Linked DNA regions of Homo sapiens: all the other regions are linked to region 1. The links are chromatin loops, found by intact Hi-C in ENCODE. Cell type or tissue: GM12878. All regions are shown on one strand. Region 1 has its middle 9.2 kb from the start of MRPL32. Region 2 overlaps LOC107986790 (a long non-coding RNA gene). Region 3 overlaps HECW1 (HECT, C2 and WW domain containing E3 ubiquitin protein ligase 1). Region 4 has its middle 3.7 kb from the start of HECW1. Region 5 overlaps HECW1 (HECT, C2 and WW domain containing E3 ubiquitin protein ligase 1). Region 6 has its middle 57 kb from the start of HECW1.

Evidence for each region. Peaks named below come from ENCODE experiments on the same cell type or tissue, not always from the same donor. Only the 100,000 strongest peaks of a DNase experiment are listed, where the experiment ranks them.
Region 2: it touches region 1 in a loop (2.9-fold over the local background); 2 of 110 quality-filtered maps call a loop at or near these places.
Region 3: it touches region 1 in a loop (6-fold over the local background); 18 of 110 quality-filtered maps call a loop at or near these places.
Region 4: a loop joins it to region 1, with 8 times the contacts of the local background. A loop is called at or near these places in 49 of 110 quality-filtered maps.
Region 5: a loop joins it to region 1, with 11 times the contacts of the local background. A loop is called at or near these places in 93 of 110 quality-filtered maps.
Region 6: a loop joins it to region 1, with 3 times the contacts of the local background. A loop is called at or near these places in 3 of 110 quality-filtered maps.

The regions. Positions count from the first base shown.
Region 1 is chr7:42,939,039-42,944,038 of GRCh38, forward strand. No RefSeq gene overlaps it. Among named protein-coding and RNA genes, the nearest start is that of MRPL32, 9.2 kb to the left of the region's middle. In GM12878, a CTCF peak has its summit at 2,402 (motif pointing right); a DNase peak (open chromatin) is centred at 2,403; H3K27ac peaks cover 813 bases.
Region 2 is chr7:43,068,772-43,073,771 of GRCh38, forward strand. LOC107986790 (a long non-coding RNA gene) reads right to left here. Exons shown (of 3, transcript XR_001745189.2): 2 at 3,083-3,217; 3 at 30-1,983. Among named protein-coding and RNA genes, the nearest start is that of HECW1, 41 kb to the right of the region's middle. RefSeq lists a silencer at 4,559-4,853. In GM12878, a CTCF peak has its summit at 3,099; no DNase peak of the experiment used is centred here; H3K27ac peaks cover 983 bases.
Region 3 is chr7:43,438,009-43,443,008 of GRCh38, forward strand. HECW1 (HECT, C2 and WW domain containing E3 ubiquitin protein ligase 1) reads left to right here. Exons shown (of 30, transcript NM_015052.5): 9 at 1-137; 10 at 4,521-4,621. Among named protein-coding and RNA genes, the nearest start is that of LUARIS, 82 kb to the right of the region's middle. In GM12878, a CTCF peak has its summit at 1,975 (motif pointing left); a DNase peak (open chromatin) is centred at 1,963.
Region 4 is chr7:43,106,471-43,111,470 of GRCh38, forward strand. No RefSeq gene overlaps it. Among named protein-coding and RNA genes, the nearest start is that of HECW1, 3.7 kb to the right of the region's middle. RefSeq lists an enhancer at 1,417-1,931. In GM12878, a CTCF peak has its summit at 2,125; DNase peaks (open chromatin) are centred at 2,111 and 4,618.
Region 5 is chr7:43,259,420-43,264,419 of GRCh38, forward strand. The region is part of intron 3 of HECW1 (HECT, C2 and WW domain containing E3 ubiquitin protein ligase 1); the gene reads left to right. Among named protein-coding and RNA genes, the nearest start is that of MIR3943, 110 kb to the left of the region's middle. In GM12878, a CTCF peak has its summit at 2,038 (motif pointing left); a DNase peak (open chromatin) is centred at 1,942.
Region 6 is chr7:43,052,988-43,057,987 of GRCh38, forward strand. No RefSeq gene overlaps it. Among named protein-coding and RNA genes, the nearest start is that of HECW1, 57 kb to the right of the region's middle. In GM12878, no CTCF peak of the experiment used is centred here; DNase peaks (open chromatin) are centred at 1,164 and 1,924; H3K27ac peaks cover 1,267 bases.

The DNA of each region.
Region 1 (5,000 bases):
TTTCCCAAATAGCTGGGATTACAGGCACCGGCTACCATGCCCAGCTAATTTTTGTATTTTTAGTCCCGACCTCAGGTGATCTGCCCACCTTGGCCTTCCAAAGTGCCAGAATTACAGGCTGAACATTTTTTTCTTTGGAAAGAAAGAAGATTCACTTGCATGGATCAGTCTTCACAAAGTAAGACAGATAATCTAGAAGATGCATCACTATCTTGGTACTAAGGCCTGAAGTGTACTAAGGCCTGGGGCTTCATAATGAAAATTGTATAATGGCGCAATCTATGTTAACATTCCTAGAGGTAAAATCACCAATTTCATTGGGTATGGTATAGGCCAATGTTACGTTGAAGTGCAATTCAGTAAAAAATTTTTAAAACTTCCAAAGTGTTAGAATCCCAGCAAATAGCTCTTTCAAGGCTGGGCTTGATCTAAGCATTAAAAAGTTGAAATTCCAGAGGAATTGGTTATCTGCATATTATTTAGACAAACCTCTACAGATAATTATTTTTAACCCTGAGAAGTCATACAATGCTGTGTGTCAAAGATAGACTTGAGGTGGAATCAGTGGTTCATGAACACTGGGGATGAATATATTCAACTGCCTACTCAGTATCCTCAGTTGACTAATAGGTTGCAAAGTGTATCTCCAGGTAACAAATTGTCCTTTGATAGTACAGACTGAATGTATTCATGTATTGATCTGGCTGCTACAGATGTGAGAAAAAAACATTCTTATGTTGAAAGCTTAACCTCCAATGTGATGGTATTAGAAAGTGAGGCCTTTGAGTGGTAATTAGGGAATAAAGGTATACCCCTTATGAATAAGGCTGATGCTCTTATAAGAAGAGACGCAAGAGTGTTCTCTCTGCCCTCTGCCATGTGAGGCTCCAAGGAGAAGGCTGACTACAAATCAGGAAGCAGGTCTTCACCAGAACCAAATCTGCCAGCACCTTGATCTGGGACTTTCCACCTTCCAGAACTGTGAGAGATGAATCGTTGAAGAAACGCTGTTTGTTAATTTCTTAACAGGAGCTTGAGCTAAGACAGAGGCTCTATATGCAGGTAACCTAGTGAGAGTACGTGGGCAGAGTGACTGTTTTCTGTTTTCAATTCATGAATGGAGAAACTTATTATAAAATGCATCCCAAATTAGGCAATTATTAGATAGCAAAACCAGATATCTAGTCCATGTCAGAAAACCATGTCATAAAGGAGAGTACTTTCACTTTTACGAAGGGGTTGTCCCATCAAAGTTTTCTTTATAATACATTTTATCACTTCATGCCTCCAGTTTTTACTATGGCAGAAAATCATTATGAGTTGGAATTAAACCAATTATGTAACTGATTCAGGTTTTGAATTAGAAATTAATTCCCTTGTCCCTACTCATTCCCTACAACATGAAGATGTTGAGACATCTTACTAGGTTATTTTGGAAGGAGTCATTCTTGACTCTGACATCCCACCTTTTCTCCCTTTCACATCCAACCTGCGAGCAAATCCAAAAATCCCATTGATTCTACCCTCATTATATACTTAGAATCTGGCCATTTAACATGAAGATTTATGCATACATATTTTTTCTTGGGAAACCAAAAATAGTTTTGGTGCACTATGGATGACCCTAATGTAAATAAATTGTGATCTTTTAAAAATACGATTTTTTCATAATTTGTGTAGTGTGACTTTTAAGTTAAAAATTTATTATTTAAAGAGGTTCAATGAGTAGGGGCCTTTGTAACATTCATGATACGGGGATTGCCCTCCCACTCTCCTCAGATAACTGTTTTCTACACCTGCCTCCACCCTCCCATATGCAATTATGTTTCAGGGGCAGGATTTGCCCCTCAATATTTCTAAATCTGTGCTAAGGAATTCTGCTACGATTAGTGTTTTTCTGGCAAATACACAAACATAGATGCTCTGTCTTCAACTGCAATTTTTAGGGAGCAGTGTCATTCCATGGTCTAGATTAGTGAATAACATTTCCATCTTGCCTTTGAAACAGGATGGTGTCGCTTCCAGCTGCTGTCCTCTCGTTTTTTCCACAAAGGGCATCCAGAACAGCAACAGCTAAGGCAAATAGAGAGATATTCCCTGGTGCTCAGTGGAATGTCCCTGGGCTACTCTTTACCTTACTTCCAACCTTCGTGTTACCCTGCCCCTGTGTTCCTCTGCTGGCCCCGGTGACGGTCTGTGCACTCACCTCCTCCACGTTTGTGGAGTCGCTAGTAAGCATTAGGCATGCAATTTGGAGGTAGGACAGGAAGAAAGCTAGAGGGTTAACGAGTTCCAGTCTCTGGACCCTGGTGTTCAAGCTCAGAGCCAGCTTTACAGTTTCAGCCTTTAAACTCACATGAGGAACTGCTACAGTTTACTAGGCATCAGCAAGCCGCTCCACTAGGGGGCAGCAGGTGAATTGCACTGAAATTCTCAAATGAAATAATAAACCATCAGGTACAGCAATGCTGGGGACATTGTCTGTTTCTGCCAAAGCCATCAGCCTGTGGCTAGCAGACAGGATTACTGCAGGGGGAGAAAAGGCTGTCTGCAACGCTGAGTGAAAGCTAGAGGCTGCCAACAAAACTGAGCCTCCCTATCACTGTGTCCAGGGCTTCTCTCCCTCCGCCCTGGGTCAGTTTGCTCTCGCCAGTGTTCCCTCCTTGATCCTCTTCTTTTCCAACCCTACATCCTTGGGTACATGCAGCCAGCTTAATTCTAAAATCCTTTCCAAGAGCATCTTTCAGGATAAAAACTCTTTTCCAATATTCCCCAATATTACATTTCGGTAACTAAAAAGAACTACTGATTTTCTCATTGACATTCTTCTAATCAGTAGTTCTCAACCAGGGATGATCCCCTTCCCACCCCAGAGGACATTTGGCAATGCCTACAGACATTTTTGGTTGTCACGCTGGGGTAGGGGGGTGAGGGATGATGAGAGCTACTGCCTTCCAGTGGGTAGAAGCCAGGGACGATGCTCAATATTTTCCTCTATCAGACTCAATAACACTAACTTTTTTGAATAAAAAATGTGACATGAAAATATTTTAATTTTCTAGAAGTCTCAGTGAGCCATCTTATTTTCTTCCATAATTTAAATATGCAGTGATGACCCTCAGGTCTGTGTATCTAGGTCTCATTTTTCTATTAATCTCCAGACCCATGTTTCCAAATAATACGAGATTTCCATTAGAACGTCACATAAGTCTCAGTAGATCATAGCCTAACAACTTTTCCAAATCTCTCCCTGTAAATTTGCTTCTCTGATAGCCTAGCTTGGTTCGCTTATTCATTCAACAAATATGTCTAACATTTCTCCAACCATAGACTACCTCTGATTGACTAATGGACATTTCGGGGTTAGCATATTGAAAACGGAACTGCTGATCACCCCTATCCCTTACCCCACTAGCCAAACTTGTACCTCATCCAAACTTTCCCACCTTGACACAAATCAAATTGCTCCAGCAAAATCCTACTCATTCTTGATTTCTCCCTTCTCATCCCACATAAGCAACTCCTTTGACTCTACCCCCATAACATATCCTGAGTCCCAAGTGGCATTCAGTTTGGAATGACAGGAAGGGATGCCAGTGTAAGGAGAATGTGCTGGGAAGGGGCAAGAAGGGATCTAGGGAGACAGGCTAAGGGTCTCTGGAAGAAATCCAGGCTGAAGATGATGTAGCCCAAATCAGAATGGTGGCCAAGGACAGAAAGAACTAGAGGAAATAGAGATACATATTTCAGAAGTGGAATTGGTGAGGACTTGGTTGTAGAAATGCAGGAGAGGGGAAAACAGGATAATTCCCAGGTTTCTAGCTTGAGTAACAGAGAGGATGTGATTAGGGAGCCTGTGAGAGGTGAAGGCAGATTATGCAGGAAACTCAAGATACCCATTTTCGAGAAGCTACATTTGAAATACTTATTGGACATCGAAACTGAGATGGCAAGCAGGCTAATGGATATGTGAGTATGTAAATTTGGAAGCAGTCAGCAGATGGAGTGTATTTAAAGCCATTAAAATGAATGAGATTATCCACAGCAAGTACTTATGAAAGAAGAGAACCCGAAACTGAGCCCCGAGGAGAGGGGTAGCCTGTCGAGGAGGACATTAGACTGTCACGCCACAGATTCCAAGAGGGAGAGCATTTCAAGAAGAGGAAACCAGCCATCCTGTCAAATGCTGCTGGGAGGTGAAGATGAGGATAGGAAAGTACCCAATGATTGTGGCAATTGGAATTCATCTGCAAGATGACAAAAGTGATTTTATTTCAGTGTTGATGGCAGAAGACAGACTGGAGTGGGCTAAAGAGAAGATGTTTGCTGAGGTGGTAGAGGCCGTGTTCCTAGACAGTTCTTCCCAAAAGTTTTCTTCTGCTAGGGAGTAGAGAAATGAAGCAATAGCTAGAGGAAGATAGGGAATTAAGAGGCCACTGTGTGTATGAGTGTCTGTAAGTGTGTGCACTGCAAACTGAGAGATCAATATGTATTTATGCTGCTGGGAATTATCAAGTAGGAGAGGAGACTGTGGATGCAATGAAGCCAGGTTCAGGGGAGGTCTTTAATGCAGCTCCATCATGAGAGGATGGGCCTCAAGGCTTGCGCTTATTAGGAAGAAGAATGCATTCTCTATTGTTACACCTGAAAGTTGAACCAGGAGGAGGACCTAGGACAATACCCTAGAAGCCTGATTCATTTTCATGCTTTTCTGGAATATGTTGATATGGTTTGGATCTGTGTCCCCACCAAATCTCACATTGAAATGTAATCCCCATTGGTGGTGGTGGGGCCTGGTGGGAGGTGATTGGATCGGGGAACAGATTTCTCATGAATGGTTTAGCACCATCTTCTTGGTACTGTCCTCATGATAGTAAGTGAGTTCTCATGAAATTTGGTCACTTTAAAGTGTGTGGCACCTCCCTCCTCGCTCTCTTGCTCTTGCTTTAGCCATGGGATGTGCCTGCTCCTCCTTTGCCTTCCACTATGACTGGAAGCTT
Region 2 (5,000 bases), 130 kb after region 1:
ACCAAGGCAACAAAATAATGAACCCAGAAACAAACAAATACATAGAAGGAGACTTGATATGTGACAGTGGTGCAATTGCCCATCAGTGGGAGGAGGATAGATTTGTCAATAAATGGTGCAGGGGTAATTGGCTTATCCACATGGAAAAAAATGCAATTGAATTTCTCTCTCATACCATACAGAAAATTTAATGGATTAGTGACTTAAAAGGTATATAAAAGTCATACTTAAACACTTGGTGGAAAATATAGGACACTATCTTTCTGACTTTAAGAAATTTTTTCTTAAATAAGACCCAAAAGCCACCAACATAAAAGTTAAGAAACTAAAATTAAGACTTACTGTTCTCCAAAAGACACCATAGTGAAAACAAAAAGATAAGCCATCATCTGAGAGAACTTACAACAAAGACTAATATCCAGAAATATAAAAATTCTTATGATTTAATCATAAAAGACAATCCACTGGGAAAAGGAGTAAAACATGAACAGGCATTCTATAGAAAACAAAACAAAAATGACTGGTAGATGATAGGTAGATAGTTGGATGGATGGATAGATAGATAGATAGAGTGATAGGGAAGTATGCTTAGTGGATGCTTAGTAGTCATGGAAATTCAAAACGAGAACATAATTTTGTTAAATGGGTAAATACATAAGAACTCTAACAATACCAAGTGTCAGAATGCAAAAGAAGAAAATGCACGCTGTCTATGGGAGCGTCAACTTGGCATTACTTGAAAAAGTTAAATACTTGAGTTTCCTGTGATCCAGAAATCTCATTCTCAAGTATATTTTCATGAATATGTGTTCCAGAAGTCATATATACAAATATACTCATAGTAGCATTATTTGGTATTTCAAAATATTGGAAAAAACCTGATATTGATTGATGAGAGAATGAATTATTATTTAATGTAGAATATTTATTTAGTATGCAAAATACTCATTTCACTAGTGTATAATAAATTGTAGCTAAATGGAACAAAATGGATGAATCTTAGAAGTAATTATTCAGTTTAAAATGGTAAATAAATAAAATCAAATTACAGAGAACTAAATAAAGTATTGTGCCTTTTTCTAAGACTCAAGCACAAGTAAAGGGGAACAACATAATGTTTAAAGATCTACGCATACATAAAAGCTATGGATTTCTGTGCTATGGCTACCTCTGGTGCGGCAGGTGGTGGGGTTGTAAGACTCAGGTAACTCCAGTGAGACTAGGAAGATCTGAGTTCACAATTTGAGTGCTAGATTCACAGGTATTAATTTTGTTATTATGCTTATTACTTAAGAAAATATTACACAGATTCAACTATTATATGATAAAAGCAAGGCCATAAATAAGAAGATTTATTCTTTCTCAAAAGGGTGCTGGACTTTAAAAAATATTTACTAATTTTTGGTTCTACAATATCTTGAAAAAATATTAAATGCTTGGAAATTTAAATTTGCATTGCATGAAGATTTTCTTGTGTAAGCAGTCAATAATGTTACCTCTGAAGCTGTCAGTTGCACACCAGGGTGGGTATGAATTTATAGAAGTGGCTTCCTTTTGAAATTGTATTACAGTGTGCTCTGAAAGCTTCAGAGGCTACAGGGAGAAGGTGCCTTCTTTTTGATAGAGTATTAAATTTTCTGTGTTAAAACTATGGAAAACAATCTTCTTCTACATTCTCTTTTTGAAATTATTGATGCTTTGGGAACATAATTACCATTTCCCTTGTACATCCCATTTCTTAAAATAAAATCTTTTACAATAAAGATTTACCTGTTAGCCCAAATCTGTCAAAACCTAGTGTAATATTCTTTTTACATTCCCATAGTAAATACCAGCATACAAATTCATTTGAGTGTCATGATTATTCCACGGATCAATGAGTGTAACAGATTGTGTGAAGTTGGTATAAACTGCATTACCATTGAGGGTTTCTTTTTTAACATCTTCCACTTGGACAACGAAAGAAAAAAATAGCTCCATTATCTGAAATAAAATATAACATAGAATATAATTAAGATGATTATTAATGCTTTTTATTTACATATGTTTGACTTTCAAGCCATCTGGCATCCCAGCTCTCTGCTTTATTTTTCTTTTGCCCATATTTCCTTCCTTACTTATTGTTAACGTAGCTTTATCTTATCTATTGGTATTTGTGAATTTCCTTAAGTCTGTTTTAAGATTTCAGGGGTAAATGAATAAAATAACTGATAAAATAGGCATTGTTAACAGAAAAACCAGCTCTGTAAAATATTTTAAAGAGGTTTATTCTGAGCCAATATGAGTGACCATGGCGGGGGAACACAGTCTCAAGAGGTCCTGAGAAAGTGGGTTTTACTTTTTCACTTTTTTCAGTTGCACACCAGGGTGGGTATGAATTTATAAAAGTGGCTTCCTTTTGAAATTGTATCACAGTGTGCTCTGAAAGCTGCAGAGGGCTACAGGGAGAAGGTGCCTTGTTTGTGATAGAGTATTAAACTTTCTATGCTAAAACTATGGAAAGCAATCTTCCCCTGCATTCTCTTTTTGAAATTATTGATGCTTTGGGAACATAATTACCATTTCCCTTGCACATCCCATTTCTTAAAATAAGATGTTTTTACAATAAAGATTTAAAATATTGAGGGAGCTGGGTTGCAGTTGAGTATTATACCTTTCGGGGAGGCAAGAGTTACAGGCAAAGACATCAATATTTTGCAGGTCTGTTCAGCTAAAGACAGGGTCCTTGTCCGTCCCCGGGCCATGAAAATTTAGGCTCAAAGACGGTTTGAAGGGTGGGTAAGACAAAGTTTTATTCGGTGAAAAGTGGGGAGAAAAAGGGGGAAACAGGGATCCTCAACAAGTCAGAGTCCCTGCTAGAGTGCTTGCCGCCAGCGGCTTGAATTCCAGGTTCCACACAGAAGAGGAGGAGCTGGCTCCTCCCTGCTGCAAAGGATGTGAACTATTGTGGCTCCATCCCAGTGTGCAGGCCAGCTGGAGTTTCTCTGGGGACCCCCTCCCACCTGGCTGTCTCATTCCCCGCTCTAGAGAGGTACATCTAACTGCCATTAGAATAAGGATAAGGAAGAAGAGCGATCTTAACTGCCTCCTGCTGACAGGGGGCGCTGTTTTGGGGGAAGCCGCAGTCAGAGCTCCCTCAGAGGCCTATTTAAGGGTTCCCAGCAGAAAGGGTCGTCATCAGAGGCTCCTGTTGCATGACTGACTGTAGTTTGATGGCCTGAAGGCAAGAATAGACAAACCAGCTTATTAGAAAACATGTATCAAAACAAAACAAGGAGAGGGGTAAGAACAGCTCAAAAATTCCAAGGCCTTTTACCAGTTTGCACAAGGCCAAAAGCCCAACTGGTTAAGAAAAAACTTTACGCTTTTGCCAGCATGTCAGTCTTCTGGGTTCCCTTCCCCTGAGCCCATTCCTAAGCCAGCCAGGTTAAGGTTTGGGAAATTAATTCTTTCCAGTTTGGAGGATGTTTCTGAGGGGAGTGTCCCATAGTATGAAGACACAATTACCTATCAGTGAAGAGGACAGAGGAGGAGAAAGGAAAAAAAGAAGGTGTTTTTTTTTTTTAAAAGGAGTCCTAGAGGTTCAGGATGCATTCAAAAGGGGTACAGACTGAAGGCGAATGGCTACCCATCTAGAAAGAGGGGGGCAGGCATCCCTGGTTCCCTTCTCTTCCTAGAAGATACCCAAGGTATTGTGGGACAATCAAAGATGGGAGAGACCGAACAGAGTGAGTCCAGGAAAGGTCTTTATTAAAAGGTGATCACCTGGCTCAGTAGGACTAGCGTCCAGGAAAGTCTGAGCCCCGGACAAAGAAAACAGCCACTTTTTAAGCAGCCAGTGGCCGGGAACTATGTGATGCAGGAAGTGTACTTACAGAAGTGAGAGCAAAGGCAGTTGATCAGTCTTTTACATTTATTTATATTACATGTTTCACATCTTTGGGAAACCATTAACTGTATAAACCATTTCTGTGTCAACCTTGTAACTTTGCAGCTGTGCTAGGGAGGTGAAGCAGGAACTCGCTGAGCCTCAAGGAATGTGAAACTAGCAAGTACAGATAAGGCTCGCTGAGCACAAAAGGAAAAACAGGCAGTTAGTATTTTTCTCTAACTTACACTACGGGGTGGGGCTACACTACAGTTAGCTTTGGAAGGAAAAAGTAAACATTTTTGGTTGTCTTTGATTATACTTGTAAAATTCATAAATTCCTTCTTCAGAGGTACATGAGGGAGAGAGGGAAAAGCATCCTCTTTCCTCTTCCATCTTTGCATCCCCAAGTCCCAGCAACCTTGGCAGGTGCCACCTTGGGTGGAAGAGCGGCTTGCACCCATGAAGCAGGGGGCCTAGTGGGTGAGAATCATCCGCTCTTATCCACATATGCCCTATCTCCCCTGCTGCCAGCAGCCTTGGATTCCCTAGACCTCATTTATGCCACGGATATTAATGTGGTCTTTATCCATGAAACAGGAAGCCTGGGGTTGGCTTAATCGGCAGGAATCAGCCACGCTTACCTGTGTTGTGCCTTTTAATTTCTGTTATTGTCTGCCTCTGGATCCCTCAGATCCAGTTTTCTTTCCTAGGGCTTTGACCCGATGCTTGGAATTGAGTTTGGGACAAAAATGTGTCTCAGCGGGGGTTGCATGGACTTCTTATCATAAGCCGAATGCAAAAGTGAAGCTGTGGAACTGAGTCCTCCTCCAACAAGAGAGAAAAGGATGTCTTGTGACACACCCAGATAACTGGTAGCTATATTTATGCTTGACAGAATTTGGGTGCATGGTGCTTGGCTTTTGTTAGCTCCCTTGGTCTTACTTTCCCAAAAGGAAACCTCCGAGTGATGGGCATCCTATTTATTCCATTACCTGGCAGGATTTGTAGGATAATTGCTCAGAACTAGAATATTGATCTGAATTTCTACATTACCTATCCCCTTTGTTCTTTCTGAGCTGCAGCCAGGGATTGCTGGTTGGTTCATAGGAGCAAGCAGGGTTAGTCTAAA
Region 3 (5,000 bases), 500 kb after region 1:
AGTTTTGTGTCCTTGCCCACTGACGTGCTGGAAATTGAGGTGAAGGACAAGTTTGCCAAGAGCCGCCCCATCATCAAGCGCTTCTTGGGAAAGCTGTCGATGCCCGTTCAAAGACTCCTGGAGAGACACGCCATAGGGTAAACCTGTGACTGAGATCTTACTATCACTAGGTTCCCACCAACAGGTCGTGCCCAAAGGTGGCCTGTAGGCTGCAATAGTATAGTCTCACAGAGAGTCAAAATGGTATCATTATATTTCCTTTGTTTTTCCTACTAATTATGTTGCCTGAGCCAACATAAGTGTTTGTTATATTAAACAAACCCATCCCTTTTCACTTGATGTGTAACACTGGTTACTTACCCAAGAGAGTAAAAAATCCTATTAAAAATATTAAACAGTATTAAAAGAAGCCCTCAATGGGGCATTTTTCTGTACAGGTAGAAACTAAAGTTTGTTTTACTATGAAGAATATTATTTCATTCATATGCCAGTCTGGTATGTAAGATTTAATCATATGTGACATTTCCATAACAAGATGGAATACTGGGTAACTACTGTAGAGTTTCTTACTTAGAAGACACTAGTATCTGCAGATGCTAGATAACATGGATAAGAATTTGAAAGCATGATTCTCATGGAATGACAGCAATTAAGATGCTCACAGAATTCAATTGTATATGAGAATGGGTTTCTGTTTTGTCTCTTTTACATTCATGTCCACTCATGGTTCTCATTAAAGTGGACTATGACCAGATAACAGCCCTATGTATAATATGTATTTCTTTAGGTAACAGGGACTACATTTGAAAACACTAAATAAAGCTTTCTATTGATAAACATATACTTATATACAATGTAACCCTTACAAAGATAGCAAAAGAATGAGAAAAAAATATGCAGAATTTCCAAGTGTCTTAATTTAAAGTTCTTTGGATTATCAGAAGGACTTTGGAATCACGGATAATTATCATAAAGACATTTATTATTAATTGGAACCTTATGGTGTGTAGGCAGCAGGGTGCACAGAGACCTGCCACTAACTCTCCAGCCAAAGGGAGCTGAGTTTATGGAGCTGCAGTCACGTGTCACATGCAGTGTTTGCACTTGCCATTCATGGTTGTGAGGATTAAACAGACAAAAAGTGTACATAAAGAACCTAGCACGGCCACTGGCACGTAGTAGGAACACAAAAGAAAATGGTATTCCTTGTGATCTTTTTTATTTCATTTAGTCCTCATAATGCTTCTGTGACAGCATTATCACCATTCCTGCACGAGGAAACAAGGCTTCAAAAGGATCAATAATTATGTAAACCCAAGGCTTGTGGGTGGCAGAGATCCGGCCGGAATTCAGACTCACACCTGTGTCTCTCCAAAGTCCGAGGGCCATCCCCACACAACAGGCTTCTCTCAGGGTTCCTAGGACTGATTCTGTAGTTTATTGTGGGCCATGCTTTTCATTTCTCTCCTTCTCTGCCCTACTGGCTGCTCTCACAGCTGTTAGCACCTCTGCCAGGGGGTGGGCTGGAGAACAAAAACAGGGGCTGTGTGGGATTCTTTCTACCCCAGCACCCAGTGCACTGCCGCCCAGCATGCATTAGATAGATACCAGTTCGTACGTAAGGAACAGAACTTCTCTCTCCAGCTCGCTGCAGCCGCAGAGCCCCTCTGCCCTCCCATGCTGAGTTCTCTCCTAAGTCCAAGCTGCCGGCTCCTATCTTCTTAGCACTGTCCCGCCCTCCAAGCCTCCCACTGTGGAAAGGCACATCCCCAGCTGAAAGCAAGTACCTGAGGTGGAAAAGGGTGTCCCCGACCAAAAGAAGGTTAGCTATGATTTTCCCAGTGTTCTTGCCACCCAGGGAAATGGAGAGCACAGATCGAGTGTGATTGAGCTTACACCTCTCCAAGAGGCAACAACAGCAAGCCATGGAGGCGTTTTTCCTCCCACCCTCTTTGATGGGATGATAGACTGCCCCCTGGTGGCGGCGCAGAGCAGCTCCTCCTCCAAAGCCTTCTGCTTCCACAGCCCCTGGGGGCCACTTCTGCAGTGCTGCCTCCTCCGGAGGTGTCCCACCGTGGTTAGGAGCAGAGTGTTGGGGTGATGGCCATGGAAGCAGTGGCCATGCAGCCTGAGCCATGGCAGAACCCCAGAGTGCACCCACAACAAAAGTGAATCCACTTTGCACCGCAGCTTCCCTCTGCCCTCAGCACATGCTCTCCCCATAAAGCCCCCTGCATCCGTGGTTTCTGAAACGTTTGGCTCCACCTGTACTGGCTGCCTCCCTGCCCTGAGATATTTGCACCTTTCCCCCCTGGGCACACATGCACTCTCATTTCCAATCCTCCTTCGATTCCTTGGCCTGTAAAATCCCAGGCTTCTGTTGGCTGTCTGCCTGTAACTCTAACCATCTCACCTTCGCATTGAAGTGTCACTGGCTGTCTTGAACCATTATTTAGTGGTCCTACCTTATGCCCCCAGCTGGACATAAGCTATTTAAAGGCAGGGGCGATGTATGACATGCTTTGTATCAACTGCAGCACCTTTCACATGGCAGGGGCTCAAAAAATATTTGTTAAGTGGGTGAAAAGCAAAAAAAAGAAAAGCCCTGAAAGTAAATGCAAAGCATAATAAATGTAATTTTTGTGCCACTGTCTGATTGTCTTTAGGCCTCCCCTGATTTCAATTAAGTTTTGGGTTCGGGATGTCTTTGTTATGGTCATAATAGACCTACTTCATAATATTGACCAAAGGCTCTTTCTAAACAGACAAAATACTGAAGCTCATCCTATTTTTTTCTGCACATAATGCTTTACTTAATGGACTTCTGAGGAACTCCAAACACTAAATCATGGCTTATCAAAGAACAATTTTTAAGTCGGGGCTTGTTGGGATATAGGTTGTCTCATAATGCCAGTGTTTTCTAGAAAGAAACATTAAAACACTATCAGCCAGTGATTTATCTTTTTATTTTCATGTCACAAACTAATAAATGGAATAAATACAGAGTCATCTGAGTAACAACTGGTTTGGGGCTATGTGTTTGTTATTACTGGGTACCCTGGGTTTGTTAACTCCTGAATATCCAAAGGTGGTCACTCTTCCTATTTAGGCCCAGGTAAGGGGCAATTTACTCTGCTGAAGCTGCATTGTTAATGAAAATATAATAGCAAAGTTTCAGGTTGATTGCCTCTAGAAAGTTTTCTTTTTATAATTAAGAAATTGCTTTGAGGGGGTGGAGGGGATGGCATGAAAATCCAGGGTGGAGACTTGGGGTCCCTACATGTGGAGCCCTGCAATTGGTGTTAAGTGGAACTCACAAGCCAAAGAATTCAGCCCACGAGTCTTGCTCTGCTCCATCCTGGAGCAGGTGCCATTCTGTAGCGCCCACAGACTCTCCAGTAACCATGACAGCATCCTTTCTTAGACATTACATATATACCACAAGATATGCATCTGCTGGCACTGTCCATCGTTGAGGACATATTTGGAAAATGGCAATCTGCACAGGAAAAGCAGGCCAAGGACATCCGTGTCTTTTTTTATTCTCTCTCTCTCTCTGTTTTAGAACACAGGTTGGCAAACTTTTTTGTACAGGGCCAGGTAGTAAATATTTTAGGCTTTGCAAGGCCCACAGTCCCTGTCTAAATTACTCAACTCTACCAATATAGCATGAAAGTTGCCACAGATAATACGTAAGCTAACAAGCATGGCCGTGCTCCAATAAAACTTTATTTATGGACACTGAAATTTGAATTTCATATAATTTTCACATGCTACAAAATGTTACTCTTCTTTTATTTCTTTTTCCAACAATTTAAAATGTAAAAAGCTCACAACCACACAAAAACAGGTGGTGGGCCACATTTAGCCCACAGGCTGTAATTTGCCTACCCTACCCCTGCTTTAGAATACAGACAGTCCGTTCAACTTAACCATTTTTTGCTTTACAATGAATTCAGCAGAAACCATACATCGAATTTTGAATTTTGAATTTTGATCTTTTCCTTGGCTAGCGATACACAACACGATACTTTCGTGAAGCTGGCAGCAGCAGCAAGCCATAGCTCCCAGTCAGCCATGTGATCACAGGGTAAACAAGTGATACTGTACTCTACAGTAGACTGTATTCAATAAATTACATGAGATATCCAATACTTTATTATAAAATAGTTTTGTTTTTGTGTTACATGATTTTGCATACTTGTAGGCTAATGTAAGTGTTCCAAGCACTTTTAAGGTAGTCTAGGCTAAGCTATGATGTTTGGCAGGCTAAATGTATTAAATGCATTTTTGAATTGCCAGTATTTTCAACTTTTGATGAGTTTATTGGGTCATAATCCATGGTAGTTCAAGGGGCATCTGTATTCGATAAGGACTTCCTTACAGTTTTGTATTGCTGTTGAGCACATCAGGACTTCCCTGGGCTTGCCTGCCTCACCCACTGGTATAGAAAGCACACTGCATGGTCATTAGGAAGAGAGGTATTGACCAGAACTGTGATGGTGCTTATTTCCTTCTAGGGATAGGGTGGTCAGCTACACACTTGGCCGCAGGCTTCCAACAGATCATGTGAGTGGACAGCTGCAATTCCGATTTGAGATCACTTCCTCCATCCACCCAGGTATTTTCAGCATGAACTTCATGTCTTGTCCTAGGCTAGTGTCATAAGTGTGGTTCCTTTTTCTAAAATACAATAACTATGGTTCTCTCCAGATGTATCCTAGGTTTTGTGGTTATCTTCTCCATTTGAGGTCCAGAAGCCAGTGATCTATTCTGGAAGCCAGGTTGCTGTCCCCCTGATAGAGAAGCTCCTCTTCATTCTAGTGACCCAAAGGTACAGAGTAGACAGTGGACTGAAGGTTAACAATGAGGCCAACATGGATAGGGAGTTCTGTCTTATTTATCATCCTACCCCCAGCACCCACATAGGTGTTTAATCATCACATACATGAATGAATGAATGAACGTGAAACATCTTTCTACCTAGTAACTAGATATAG
Region 4 (5,000 bases), 170 kb after region 1:
TGCAAGTTCTGCCTCCTGGGTTCACGCTATTCTCCTGCCTCAGCCTCCCCAGTAGCTGGGACTACAGGCGCCTGCCACCATGCCCAGCTAATTTTTTGTATTTTTTAGTAGAGACGGGGTTTCACCGTGTTAGCCAGGATGGTCTTGATCTCCTGACCTCGTGATCTGCCCGCCTCAGCCTCCCAAAGTGCTGGGATTACAGGTGTGAGCCACTGCGCCCAGCCAACAATTTTTAAGGTAAAAATATTCATAAGTAGTTTTATAGATGAGGAAATTGAATTTAAATAAATTGCAGAAGAGTACAAAGAAGTAAATAATTGATCGAAGTTTCAAACCCAGGTGATTTGCCTTGTGTCTGTACTCTTATTATCACCCTCTATTGCTGTTCCTAAATGAAGGCTTCACCTTTCTAAAGGCATTTGTTTCTAATTTCTTTCTTTTTTTTGGTCTGGCTGTGTTTTAATGCCTAAACACACTTTGATTAGGTTAGTGAGAAACTTTCTGGCATATGATAAATTGTTGATAAGCATTCATAGTTCATACTTGTGTGTCACTTTTCTTAGTCTCGTGCTTTTTAATAAGTATTTTGATGGAAAGGTGGGTGAGGGCAAATTAGCCAGCTGCCATCCTCATCTGACACTTGTTATCAACATCTCTCTCTTTTTTGAATTTTTAATTTTAATTTTTGATCAACATATATTAATAATCTAAAAGTATTACAAATAATAATTTGTAAAATTTATACACTGTATATTTTGCTTCACAATATGTTTTTCATTTATTTATGTTTAATTAAAAAAAAATAGAGACAAGGTCTCATGATGTTGCCCAGGCTGGACTTGAACTCCTGGGCTCAAGTGATCCTTCTACCTCAGCCTCTCAAGTAGCTAGAACTACAGGTACATGCCACCACACATGGCTTTTGCTATATATTTAAATGACAAATCTCGTTGTTTCCGTTCCTGGCTTTAAAAATCTTTAGGGTTCTCCATTACTTGCCAAATGAATTCTAACAGCTGGAGCAGGGCATGTTTGGCCTATCACGTATGTCTCAAACCTTTGCTTCCAGTCTTCTCTCTGACACCACTCTCTTTGCTCCAGTCAAATTGAACTCTTCACCAAGTACATTCCCAAGTACATTCTGTTCTTTCTGTCTTCTGCTTTTTCATGTATGCTTTTCTTTCTTCTTCGGATGTCTTTTGGTCACCCAACAAACTTCTGTTCTTCATTCAAAGCTCTATTAATAGAGGCGTTTCTAGCCTCCCTAGCCATATTAGAGTGGTTGCTCCTCTCACACTGATAACATGTCCCTCTCTCAGCACCTGTATCATATTGTACTTACATGTTTAACTTGACCACAAGTTTAGTGTGATTGATATTTACACTGCCTATCATAAAGTAAAAGCTCATTAATAAATTTTTTAATTAATAAAATAAAAAATACGTGCAATAAATAGAAAGCATAGCTGGTGAAAGAAGGTAGAAAAAAGAAACAACAGGCATACAGATTGGAAAGCAAGAATAAAACATCCTCTATTCACAGACAACATAATTATCTACATTGAAAATTCCAAGAAATCTATACAAAAGCTACTAGAATGAATAAATGAGTTCAGCAAGGTCACAGGATACGTAAAAAATACACACACACACACACACACACACTAATTATTTTTTTTCTATTCTACCAGTGAATGAGTTTTTATGTTTTTTTATTTTCCATATTTTGTGGTGCCTTGACATCTTAGGGACTTTGCAGGCTTGGAAGAAACTGCCCCTCCCAGGGCTAGCTAATTCCTAGAGATGGCAAACAACTTGTCTGAGAGCCCACCATTCATATGTAAACCAACCAATCCAGAGTCCATGCCCACAACCACCTCCTTTGTCCAACTCACATAGCAAACCAATTTCCCTTGCCCTAAGTCTCCCCAGGGACAAGTACAGGACAACTAGAGACTACCTCTGTAGCCCACAGCCACTGAAATTATTGGAACTATCAAATCCTAGACTTGCTCAAACTGGCCTGCCCTGCCTGGCCATTCCGTACCACAGCATACAAAATAGAGGCTCTGAGCCATGCTCTCCCAGGCTTCTGCCTCCTGATTGACCCAGGAGCTCCCCCTGTGGCCCTGCGCGGTATGCCATGCCTCCTGTTTCTAGGGTTCTGTGAGTATAAACTTCTCCCTTCATGAGAAGCATTTCCATGTCTGTATGTCTGCATGTGCATACTTAATTAAAACAAATCCCAGGTACACTTTAATACAAAGTGAAATTCAAAATTAAAATCAATACCTTTTACAATAGTACCAAAAAAATGAAACTCTTAGAATCTACATGGAAACTCTTAGAATCTGTGTAGAATTTGCATACTGAAAACTTCAACTACTGATGAAATAAATCAAAGGAAACCTAAACAAATGCAGAGAAATGCTAAGTTTGTGGGTTGAAAGGTATTCAGAAATTGGAAGATTGTTAAAATGTCAGTTCTTCTGATATTCATCTATAAATTTAACACAACTGCAATCAAAATCCCAGTGGGAATTTTTTTGTAGATATTGACAACCATTTCTAAATTCATATAAAAAGGCAAAGAAATGAAAATAGCCAAAATAATGTTTAAAAAGGACAGAATTGGAGGGTTCACACTACCTGATTTTAAGGCAGTATACATCTACAAAATAGTGTACTATTTGTAAAACAATAGAAAGACAGATCAGAGGCACAAAACAGAGAATATAGAAAGAGACCCCTACAAATCTAACCAAGCGATTATTGAAAAGTTGCGAAAGCGATTCAATCAAGAAAGGATCTTTTCAATAAGTGGTGCTAGAAGAATTGGACATCCCATGTGCAAAAACAAGCCAACAAATAAAAAAGTCACCATCCATAGCTCACACCTAAAAAATAATAAGAATTCAAAATGAACCAAATACTTAAGTGTAAAATGTAAAATCTTGAAACTTATCAGCAAAACACAACTCTTTGTAACCTTGGTTAGTCAAAAGAGTTCTTAGATATACCAAAAGCATGATCTCTGAAAGAAAAAGTTGATACATTGAACTCCATCAACTTTAAAGACATTTACTCTGTGACAGAAACTACTAAGAGAATGAAAAGACAAGCCACACATGGGGAGGAAATATTCAGAAAACTTATCTGACAAAGACATTGTATCTAGAATACAGAAAGAACTCTCAAAAATGAACAATATAAAAGCAAACAACCCACTTAAAAATGAGCAAAAATTTTGAGCACTTTACTACAAATGATAGACGGATGGAAGAGAAGCACAAAAGTAGATGCTCACCATCATTAGTCATTAGGAAAGTCCAAATGACAATCTTGTATTATTGGCTACAATTTGCTCCTGTGCAGAGACTATGTGAGATAGCTTCAACAGCTCGGTCTTTTTCCTCCCCTAGTTATAGTGCGTTCACTTCCGACATTATGTTGAAGGCCTATCCCCAAAGATAAAGCCCCGGATTGGTTCAAGTTATCGTTTTCTCAGCATTGTAGGGACCATTTGTGAATGGTGCTCTGTTTGCTAATCTTTATCTGCATGTGGCCTGAGATGAGCAGGTGAGCAGGCATGTCACCCCCTCCCTGGGTCCTCCTGGGCCTCGAGTTACAAAAGGTGGAAGATTCGGTTGCATGGGCATTATGATAATACAGGTGTTTGTATATGCATCTCAAAACCTTCAACATTCACTTTACGCCATTATATAAGGTTAGTATTAGGAGGGACGCACTGGGACTGTGACTTATTATTTATAACAGTATTTTGAGTACATTAGAAACTTAATAAATATGACTACTAGGATGGCTTTAAGATTCATGCCATGTCTTTTCCTTTCTCCACCAAATACTCTTCTCTTTAAGGTTAGGGCAGCTGACATCTGTAAACTCCAGATTCAAGGTCTTCTGCTTGAAACAAGACTTAAGGAAATTACAGAACTAACATAGCCTTTTTGCTTTCTTCTGTAAAATAGGATCATGCTACCCAGACTACAGGGGGACTGTTAGGAATAACAAACAAAACAGGCCAGGCATGGTGGTTCACGTCTGTAATCCTAGCACTTTGGGGGGCTGAGGCAGGAGGATTGCTTGAGCTCAGGAGTTCAAGACCAGCCTGGGCAACTTGGCAAAACCCCATCTCCACTAAAAATACAAAAAACAAATTAGCCAGGCATGGTGGCACACACCTGTACTCCCAGGTACTCGGGAGGCTGAGGGGGGAGAGTTGCTTGAGCCTGGGAGGCGGAGGTTGCAGTGAATGGAGATTGCACCACTATACTCCACCCTGGGCATTGGAGTGAGACCCCTCACAAAAAATAAAAATAATAAAAATAAAAGGGGACAATACACAGGAGTCTGTATATGCTGCCATTGCACCTGACATGTAGAAGCTGCTCTACAAGGCTTCTTTATCTACTCAGGATGTGAAACTTTGTGTACTGCTATTTTAATATCTTTTGTCTTCAGTATAAAAAAAGCAACTCCTCAGGGGAGGATAAAGCACACCACAAGGATTGCTACATCAATAACCTCTATGAGAGATGTGGACTTGTCAAGTCATCTCCATGATGGATAGAACAGAGAGCAAACATCTCTGAGCCAAGTTGATGCTGATTCACTGAAAATAATGAGGTGAACATCCTGGCAATTAGTTGAGGTAAAAAAATTATCCTTTATTGTGGTTTGGTGACATTGTGCTAATTTAGAAACCATGGATGCTGGTTTATGTGAAAGTTTTTGTTTTCTTTCAAGTCTCTGGTTGGAAACATCACATGGTTGGTTGCTGTTGCTGTTTACTGCCACAGCCTGTTCAAGTCTATTCTCGGAGAGTTTTCTTCATATAGGAGTTGGTACTAATCCAAGTGTAAAATCCGGAGAAATGTGTGCACAGCTTTCTGTGTGGATTCTTAGCTAAGGTTTGAAAATGGTCTGCTTTGAGCTCATCTGACCAGAAGATCTGACTGCTGTCAGGCAAAGAAAAGGGT
Region 5 (5,000 bases), 320 kb after region 1:
GAGTTATAAAACATGGAAAGAAGCAAGATAATATGATAAATAAATAGAAAAAATACTATCAACAGAAGCAGGCCCACAGATGGATCAGATACTGGAACTAGCAGAGAAAGACTTTAAAACATCTACTGTAAATATATTCAAGGATGTTCAGAAAAAGATGGCCAGAATGAATAAATAGTTGGGGGATTACAACAGAGAAATGGGAGCCATAAAAAAGAAACAAATGAAATTCTAGAGTAAAAATAAACATCTGATGTAAATAATGGATTGAATAGGCTTAACAGCAGAACAGAAACTGAAAGAAAAGATTAGTGAACTTAAAGAATGGTTAATAGAAATTATTCAAACTAAAGCACAGGGAAAAAAAATATTTAAAAACACTTTACCCATCATCAATCAGTGACCTATTAAATGGCCTAAAATGTGAGTAGTTGCAATCCTAGAATAATGAGAGAGAGAATGGGCCAGAAAACATATTTAAAGAAATAACAGCTGAAATATATGGGATACAATGAGAAAATATCAATCTATAGATTCAAGAATCTCAGTGAATTCTAAGTAGTAGAGACACAAATAAAACCACACCCAGGCACATCATAGTCAAACTTCTGAAAACCAAAGATAAAGAAAATATAAAAGCAACCACAGGAAAAAATGATATGTTGCATATAGAGGAATAATGACAAAAAATTATGGCTGACTTCTTATCAGAACAATGAATGCCTAAAGGCAATGGAAAGGCATCCCCAGTTGAGAAAGAATTTGTGGAGGATGTATACACCATGCTCTGAGGACAGATAATAGAGGGTACAATCTGGTTAAGGGATCAAGACAGGCTTTCTGAAGAAAGAACTATCTGAACTAAGATCAGAAGCGTGAGATGTTAAGTAGGCACTGAGAAGGGAAGATGTTCCTGGTATATGCAAAGCCCCCATTGCAAAAGAAAACACTTCACGTGGAAAGACCGAAAAGTGGCAAGATAGGTGCAACACAGGGAGCAAGGAAAAGAGATGAGCCACACTAGCCATTATAGGACACAATATGGATTATTGTTTTCATTCTAAGAAAAATAAGATTTTCAAGTGTTTTAAGCTGTGCAGATCACTTCTGCTGTCATGAAGCAGCAAATTTGTGTTTGAAAAATTCTGGATAAAGTAGAGAGGCACCAGAGTAGCTGAGGAGATACCAGGAGGCCATAGGAGTGGCTCAGGTGAGAAATGATGGTGGCTTGGACTAGTTGATGGTATCTGTGAAGATGGAGAGAGGTGGACAGATGTAAGGTTGATTTAGTGATTTAGTAGATAGAAGTCATAGGACTTAGTCATTGCTTGGATGTGGGAGATGAGGGACACAGGGGTATCAAGACTGACTTGTAGGTTTCATCTAGTTGGGTGGATGAAGGTGCCATTTACTGATGAAGGAAACTGTGAAAAGGAGCAAGAATTATTTATTTTTATTCAACAAGCATTCACATAGTGCCTATTGTGTGCCAAGCACTATTCTAAGAAAGTTTGCAAACATTAACCTCTTTTACAAGAGTGAGAGGTTGGTACAATTTTTGCCCCAGTTTTACAGATGAGGAAATTAAGAAATTAATTAACTTGCCCAAAGCATTAATTGGTAAATGCTGAAGTAGGATTGGAACCCAGACAGTGTGGCTCCAGGGAACAAGTTCTTGGGCTCTGCACTAGGTTGCTTACAAGGAAGTATAATGAGGATGAGTCGCAGGAGACTGAGGCATTCAAGTGGCCATAGGGACCTGGAACTGATAAGAGAAGTTATGGCTAGTGATGAATATTTGAAAATTATTGGCATAGGAAAAGTAGTTTGTCTTGATGTAAAGAAATTGCCTTTTTTTCCCCTTAAACAGGAGCCTTATGTCTAGAGCTCCAGTTCTGTTGCTGTGCTGTGAGTAGCATCCCAAGCATGTTCTTTGAAGAGGGCAGAACCTTTTTCCTGAGGAGTATGACTTCCATGTCTTCCTCGTCGGATTTGTTCTCTTCTATTTGCTCTTTCTCACATGTTTGCTGCCCCCTAGTGGCCCTTGGAAGCTCTGCCCCAAGTGCAAGGCAGTTTAAACCCTTGGGGGTTAAATGCAGCTGGTGCAGAGTGACCTGGCTGCCCCTGGTACAGGACCGGGCAGCTCTGAACTCCAGGAACATGTGGCACGGACTCCACCCCAATTACATGGTACCTTCAGTTAAACACACGGGATAAGCACACCAGCAGGGGACAAACTGGAAAGCGTTTTGTTCTGTGACAGTGATGTTATTTACCAAGTGGCTACTGACAAAGCGAAAATTCAGATTTCAGTGGTTGCTGAATTTTGGCCATATCAATCATATCTTTATTGTGACAGTAAGGGGCCCATCAATGAGTGCTTCTGTCTCATAACAAAAGAGTAACTGGCAGGTTTTTGCTTTGTTTTGTTTTTTATTTTTTATTTTTTATTTTTTTTAATTTTTCAGTGTTACTTATTTCTTGCTTAACCAAATTAGTCAGTAAAAAATTACAAACCTGGTCCAGTGCAGTGGTTTATGCCTGTAATCCCAGCTCTGTGTGAAGCCAAGGCAGGAGAATCACTTGAGACCAGGAGTTCAAGACCAGCCTGGACAGTATGGTGAAACCCCGTCTCTACTAAAAACACAAAAATTAGCCAAGCATGGTGGAACACACCTGTAATCCCAGCTACTTGGGAGGCTGAGGCATGAGAATTGCTTGAACCCAGGAGATGGAGGTTGCAGTGAGCTGAGATTGCGCCACTACACTCCACCCTGGGTGACAGAATGAGACACTGTCTCAAAAAATATATATATATGTATGTGTGCGTGTGTGTGTGTGTGTGTATAACCTAAAGAAATCAATAAATATTGAGGCTACAAGAAAAAAGAAAACAATGGCTATAATTCATTGAATGATATCTGTATATCAGCCACTTTATAGATTTCATCTAATTTAACATTCACAGCAGCTTACAAGGTATTGATGATATTATTTCACATATGATGAAACTGAGGCTGCAGGGATAAGTCCTGGGCTTTCCCAGGACCCTATAGCTATGGAGGCAGAGATGAGATTCAGACCCAGTCTTCATGATTTTAAAACTATGTTCTTTCCCTGGTGTTATGATGCCTTCAAATGAATCTATAATTACTTACTTAGCAGTTACCTCACAAAAACTAAGCTATGAAAAGTAGTTTTCTCCTCCAAAGAGTCTTCAATGCAGTAATGAGGTTAACATGCATTCCTAGGGGGAAACAAACTATTAAAAATAATAACTTTACCATTTAAAATGCCATTTCCTCCTTTGCTTCCTCTGAATAGCTACTATAAATAGACCGGAGATGTTCTATAAGTAAAGTATACAGCCCTGGGCCACTATCCTTGTCCATTTGCACTTCCACCTTCTCCCTACTTCCCAGTCCCCAGGCCCTCCTGCCATTCAATCACATCCTCAGACTCTTACATGACACATATATGGCTTGATCTGAGTACAAGGAGGTCGCTTCCACCCATTTATGAACAGTCACATCACATGTCTGTTGAAAACAGAAGGCTACACATTTGTATGTAATAGTTATATTTAAAAGAATTGATATCAAAATGACAAGAGTGGTTATGATGGCTAGCAGGATTTTGCATAATTTCTTCTTATCTGCATTTTCCGCAATTACTTACCTGTGCGATGAAAAGAATACAGTTCAATTTCCACATTCTAAAGAGAGAAAAATTGTTATTTTTCTCAGAGAGGAAACAGGAATTTTATTGAAGCATCTAAAAGCTTCAAAACTTCAAAGATTTTTGCCTCTTAAGGACATAGAGATGGGGGTTTTCATTAACTTATTAAACACAAAAGAATTAAAGAAAATTACAAATATTCCTGTCAGCATAGCACTGCAGAACAAGCCATGGAATTGCTAAAATAATCTGAGCTCTGTTTGTTGTTGTTGTTGTTGTTTGAGATGGAGTCTCACTCTGTCACTCAGGCTGGAGTGCAATGGTGCCATCTTGGCTCACTACAACCTCCGCCTCCCAGTTTCAAGCAATTCTCATGCCTCAGCCTCCCGAGTAGCTGGGACTACAGGCGTGTGCCACTATGGCCGGCTAATTTTTATATTTTCAGTAGAGACAGGGTTTCACCATATTGGCCAGGCTGGTCTTGAACTCCTGACCTTGTGATCCGCCCGCCTCAGCCTCCCAAAGTGCTGGGATTACAGGCATAAGCCACTGCTCCTGGCCCTGAGCTCTGTTAATAGGAAGGAAAACATAAGGAGAAATACTAGGAAACAGAGAAGAAGGGAGGGAGGAAGGTGGGAAGGAGACAAAAGGAAGGGAGGGAGGGAGAGAGAGGGGACCAAAGAAAGAGAAAGAAGAAGAGGCTGCAGGATTTGTTGTATTCTTTCTAGCATTATTATTGTTTTTATTTAAGTTCATGTTTCTCCACTCCTTACCTCTTAATTTTATTATTTACCATTCACAAATCACAAAGTAATGATAAAAATGCACAAATCTCTAATTTTTAAAAATTTTACTTGACAAATAATAACTGTGGGATTATCCCAACAAATATATATTTGCGGGATGAAATGTTATGTTTTTATATACGTTTATATTGTGGAATGATTCAGACAAGCTAATTAATATATCCATCCTTACATAGTTATTTTTTGTGGTGAGAACATTTAAAATCTACTGTTTTTGCAGTTTTGAAATATGCAACACCTTATTATTAACTACAGTCACCATACTTCGCAATAGATCTCTAAAACTTATTCTAACTGACGGAAACATTATACCTTTTGACCAACATCTCCCCATCCCTCCCCCTTCCCCCAGCCTCTGGTAACTACCATTCTACTCTCTGCTTCTGTGAATTTGACTTTTTTAGATTCCACATATAAGTGAGATCATGCAGCATATGTCTTTCTGTGCCTGGCTATGTTGCTTAACATATAACCTGAACATCCTCCACGTTCATCCAGGTTATTGCAAATAACGGA
Region 6 (5,000 bases), 110 kb after region 1:
CAACATGGTGAAACCCCATCTCTACTAAAAATACAAAAAATTAGCCAGGCATGATGGCACATGCCTGTAATCCCAGCTACTCAGGAGGCTGAGGCAGGAGCATCACTTGAACTCAGGAGGCAGAGGTTGCAGTGAGCCAAGATCGCACCATTGCATTCCAGCCTAGGCAACAAGAGGGAAACTCCATCTTAAAAAAAAAAAAAAAAAAATTAGCCAGGCTAATGGTGGTGCATGCCTGTGGTCCCAGATACTTGGGAGGCTGAGGTGGGAGAATCACTGGAGCCTGGGAAGTCGAGGCTGCAGTGAGCCCATGATTGCACCACTGCACTTCAGCCTGGGTGACAGATGAGGCCCTGTCTCAAAAAAAAAAAAAAAAGAAAAACTGGAAAAAAGTCAAAGAATGTGGGATTCAGCAGGGGGAATATATGTCTAATGAAATCTTTGGTTTAAAAAAATGTTCCAGCCAGGTGTGGTGGCTCATGCCTGTAATCTCAGCACTTTGGGAGGACGAGGTGGGTGGATCACCTGAGGTCAGGAGTTTGAGACCAGCCTGGCCAACATGGTGAAACTCCGTCTCTACTAAAAATACAAAATTAGCCGGGCATGGTAGCCCGCAACTGTAATCCCAGCTACTAGGGAGGCTGAGGCAGGAGAATCGCTTGAACCTGGGAGGCAGAAGTTGCAGTGAGCTGAGATTGTACCACTGCACTCCAGCCTGGGTGACAGAGTGAGACTCAGTCTCAAAAAATAAATAAATAATTTAAAATGTTCCCAATTCTAACTGGGAGACGAATACATTTTTTAGGCATTAGATTAAAAAGGATTTTAACTCACCGCTTCAGTGTCAATAGATGACGTATCAACATATATTACTAAAAAGAAGTAACAATGACTACCATTGCCTTAATCTTCCTTTTCATTTCTAGCATTATTATGTCCTAAATAGGTGGCTTGGAAACTACCCTTCATTTTCCAGAATAGCATAAAAACATCAAACGTACGTTACCACCAATACAGTGGGTGTCTTGGAAACCATGCAGGAGTCTTTAATCTCCTGGCCACAATTTTTTTTATTCTTTCTGGCAATTTTAGGGAGCTCACTAAGAGCCAAATGTTATCATAGTTTAGCCTAAGCAGAAAATAAAAGTCCCTTGAGAGCTTACCTTATGGTTTTTAATAAAGTGCTTTCTCACTTTCATACAAGCTAGACGAAGTTAATTAGTTTGGATATGAGAAGCTGTTCCCTGTCCTCTTTCCCCTCCAAGCACTAATTAATATTAATGAGTAAAAGGATAAAATTACTAAGTACTCCTATAATTGTACTCGTGGATCATTTCCATAGGATGATCCTGAAATCCAGATAAATAGGACTAAATGCAGACTATCAACCATGACAGAGTTGCCAGACCTTGCTATAGATTTCACTGAAAACCCTGATAAGAGGGCTCTCCCCACCTTTAGGAAAGGATTTAAGAGGATTATTTTCCAGGAACTGATTGATTTTCTAATAGTGATGTTCCCGCTTTCCCTTCCTCCTTATTGCTTTCTTTTTTTCTCCCTCTTTGGCAGGGAGAAGCAGCGAGATTTGAGATTCTGCCATGCAAATTATTTTAACTCTTTAGATGCAAAGCTTTCAGGCTTTTATCCCAATGCTTCATGAGACTAAGAAGACAAAAGAGAGCACCACATTTTTTTGTGAAGTGAAGCTCTTGAAGGAGGATGTCAACAATGTGGTAAAATGGAAAGCTGGTCTGCAGACTGAGAGATGATGTTAAGATTGGTAAAAAGCAAGGCCCAGGCTCCTTTGGCCGCTCCTGCAGGCAGCTGAAAGTCATCTTCTGCAAATGTCTCAAGCCCAGTTAGAGTTAAGGTGTTTTCAGCATATTAATTAGGCTGCCAGGCTTGAGACAAAGGAAACCCATGTCTCTAGGGAATTACATCACTCAGTTGTAACCACCTTCGCTCCCTGGTTCTGGTATCACTGGGACTGAAACCTGACCGAGAGATGTTTCATAAGGGTTAAACATTACTACTTTCCCACTGAATAGTAGAGTAAGGCATTTTGTGGAGATTCTGGGTCTGAAAAATGAGGAAAGACTGTAAGGAAATGAAAAGGTAGGCGTCTTTTAAAAGGCAATCTATTGTGTTAGAATAAAACCAATAGTCATTTGTAGCGAAATGTATATATACTCATGAAAGCTACACCTGTATGTATTAAGAAGCTTTAAAAACAGGAAGAAGGTCTATGCCATACATACTCAAAACGCTTTTTTTGTTTTTGGTTGGTTGGTTTTCTTTTTGTTATTGTTGTTTGAGATAGAGTCTTGCTCTGTCACCAGGCTGGAGTGCAATGGCGCAATCTCGGCTCACTGCAACCTCCACCTCCCGGGTTCAAGTGATTCTCCTGCCTCAGCCTCCCAAGTAGCTGGGACTACAGGCGCATGCCACCACACCCGGCTAATTTTTGTATTTTCAGTAGAGACAGGGTTTCACCATGTTTGCCAGGCTGGTCACGAACTCCTGAACTCAGGTGATCCACCCACCTTGGCCTCCCAAAGTGCTGGGATTACAGGCATGAGCCACCGCGCCCAGCCATACCCGAAAAGTTTTAAGCATCTTGGTTAACAAGATAAATAGGAGCTATATGGCTGACTGACAGAATCAGGGGAAAAAAATAACTCCCAATTATATTTACAAGTAATTAAAGATATGGCTAGAATGCATTCAAATGATGGAAAGTCTCCATAATATTTAAGCTCTGCCTGTTTCCCTCACAAATGTCTTCGTTACAGATTCTAGCCTCATTAAGAAAGCCACACAGAAATAAAGAGATTCTAAATAGGATAGTGGCAGAGCTTGGGAAGGGTTTGAGGGATAGTCTTAGGGTTATAAATAAAAACAATGGGCTGGGCGCGGTGGCTCATGCCTGTAATCCCAGCACTTTGGGAGGCCGGGGTGGGCAGATCGCTTGAGGCCAGGAGTTCAAGACCAGCCTGGCCAGCATGGCAAAACCCTGTCTCCACTATTAGGTTGGTGCAAAAGCAATTGCGTTTTTTTTGCCATTAAAGTAATGGCAAAAAAATGCAATTGCTTTTGCACCAACCTAATAAAAATACAAACATTAGCTGAGCATGGTGGTGCAAGCCTGTGTTCCCAGCTACTCAGGAGGCTGAGGCATGAGAATCACTTGATCCTGGGAGGTGGAGGTTGCAGTGAGCCCAGAACATGCCACTGCACTCCAGCCTGGGTGACAGAGTGAGACCCTGTTTAAAATAAATAAATAAATAAAAACAGTGGAGCAAGCCTTGAAAAACGCAGACCTGCTGTGTACCCCACAGCCATGCTCCAGATGCTTCCCCTGGTGGTTGCTGCTTCACTGCAGAAAACCTAGGATGGGAAGATGCTGGAGCTCTTCTGGTGAGATGATGTTGTGAACTGTCTTTGCTAGCAATTTACAAAGCCTGATACTTTGATAACTCCTTCTGTCCTTTGCTGCTTCCAGAAGGGTTTAGAACAGGTGGCCAGGGGAAGGGAGTTAATGCTTCATCCCATTTTTCTTTTTTATCCTCTTTATTGCTATTTGGACAAAGATGGACTATAGCTCACGAGTGCAGCCTAACCCCAAATGCTCTCGAAAGCAAAAAGGACTATGTAGAATGTGCACTTATTTATATTAAATGTTAATGATTCAAGCATTTCTTTACTGCAAAATGTTGTTTCTCTATGCCATGCTAAAATAATTCATAACTGTGCCCCCTAAGGTCAGGGTTAGCCAAATAAGTGACTGGCAATGAAGGATTAACTTCAGGGGCTCTAATTCTTTTCCTGTACTATTACCCTTCATTCCACAATTAAAGACAAAGTTTAAAAAACAATTATTTTCAAAAGAGAAAGAATATTACATTCACATTGAGTACATGACATAAAACTTCACTTTAAAAAATGAAAAGATGAAAAAGCCCTTCCTATGCCTTTATGCCTGTCTTTGTTCATGTGCCGGAATTCCATTCTTTCTTATTGGTTTCCTATTAAAATCTTACTCAAGGTTTTGACCGAACTAAACAAAATCTACATTCAGTAGATCCATTGGTTTTGCTCTTCAATCCATTACCATTTGGTTTTGCTGTTAGTATCCCTGGGTCAGAAGTTACCAGCAATGTTCTCCCCCAAAATCAGCACCTCGTTTTCAGGTCCCATCCAGCAGAAACTTGGCTACATTGAATTTCGGACAGCCTCTTATAAATTATAAAGTTCTATATTTCCTTGGCTTCTGCAATACCACTTTTCCCTGCTTTCTATTTGTCTTTTTTGTTGTTGTCTTGGCACAGGGCCTCACTCTGTCACCCAGGCTGGAGTGCATGGTGCAATCTTGGCTCACTGCAGCCTTGACCTACTGAGCTCAAGCAATCCTACCACCTTGGCCTCCCGAGTAGCTGGAACTACAAGCACACACAAACTTCATCCAGATAAATTTTTTTTTTTTGGTACAGATGGGGGTCTCATTATGTTGTGCAGGATGGTCCTGAATTCCTGCCTCAAGTGATCCTCCCACTTCGACTTCCCAAAGCTCTGTGGTAACAGGCATGAGCCATGCTACCTCACCTGTCCTACTTATATAAAAATCTCAACCCGAAGACTTACTTTTTTGTTTTTGTGTTTTGTTTTGAGACAGAGTCTCGCTCTTGTTGCCCAGGCTGGAGTGCAGTGGCTCGATCTTGGCTCCCTGCAACCTCCACCTCTTGGGTTCAAGCAATTCTCCTGCCTCAGCCACCCAAATAGCTGGGATTATAGGCACATGCCACCACGCCCGGCTAATTTTTGTATTTTTAGTAGAGATGAGGTTTCACCATTGTTGGCCAGGCTGGTCTCAAACTCCTGACCTCAGGTTATCCACCCGCCTCAGCCTCCCAAAGTGCTGGGCTTACAGGTGTGAGCCACCACACCTGGCCTAAGACTTAGGTGTTTAATAGAAGGAAGGAGTGTCAATGGAGTGCCCTCAG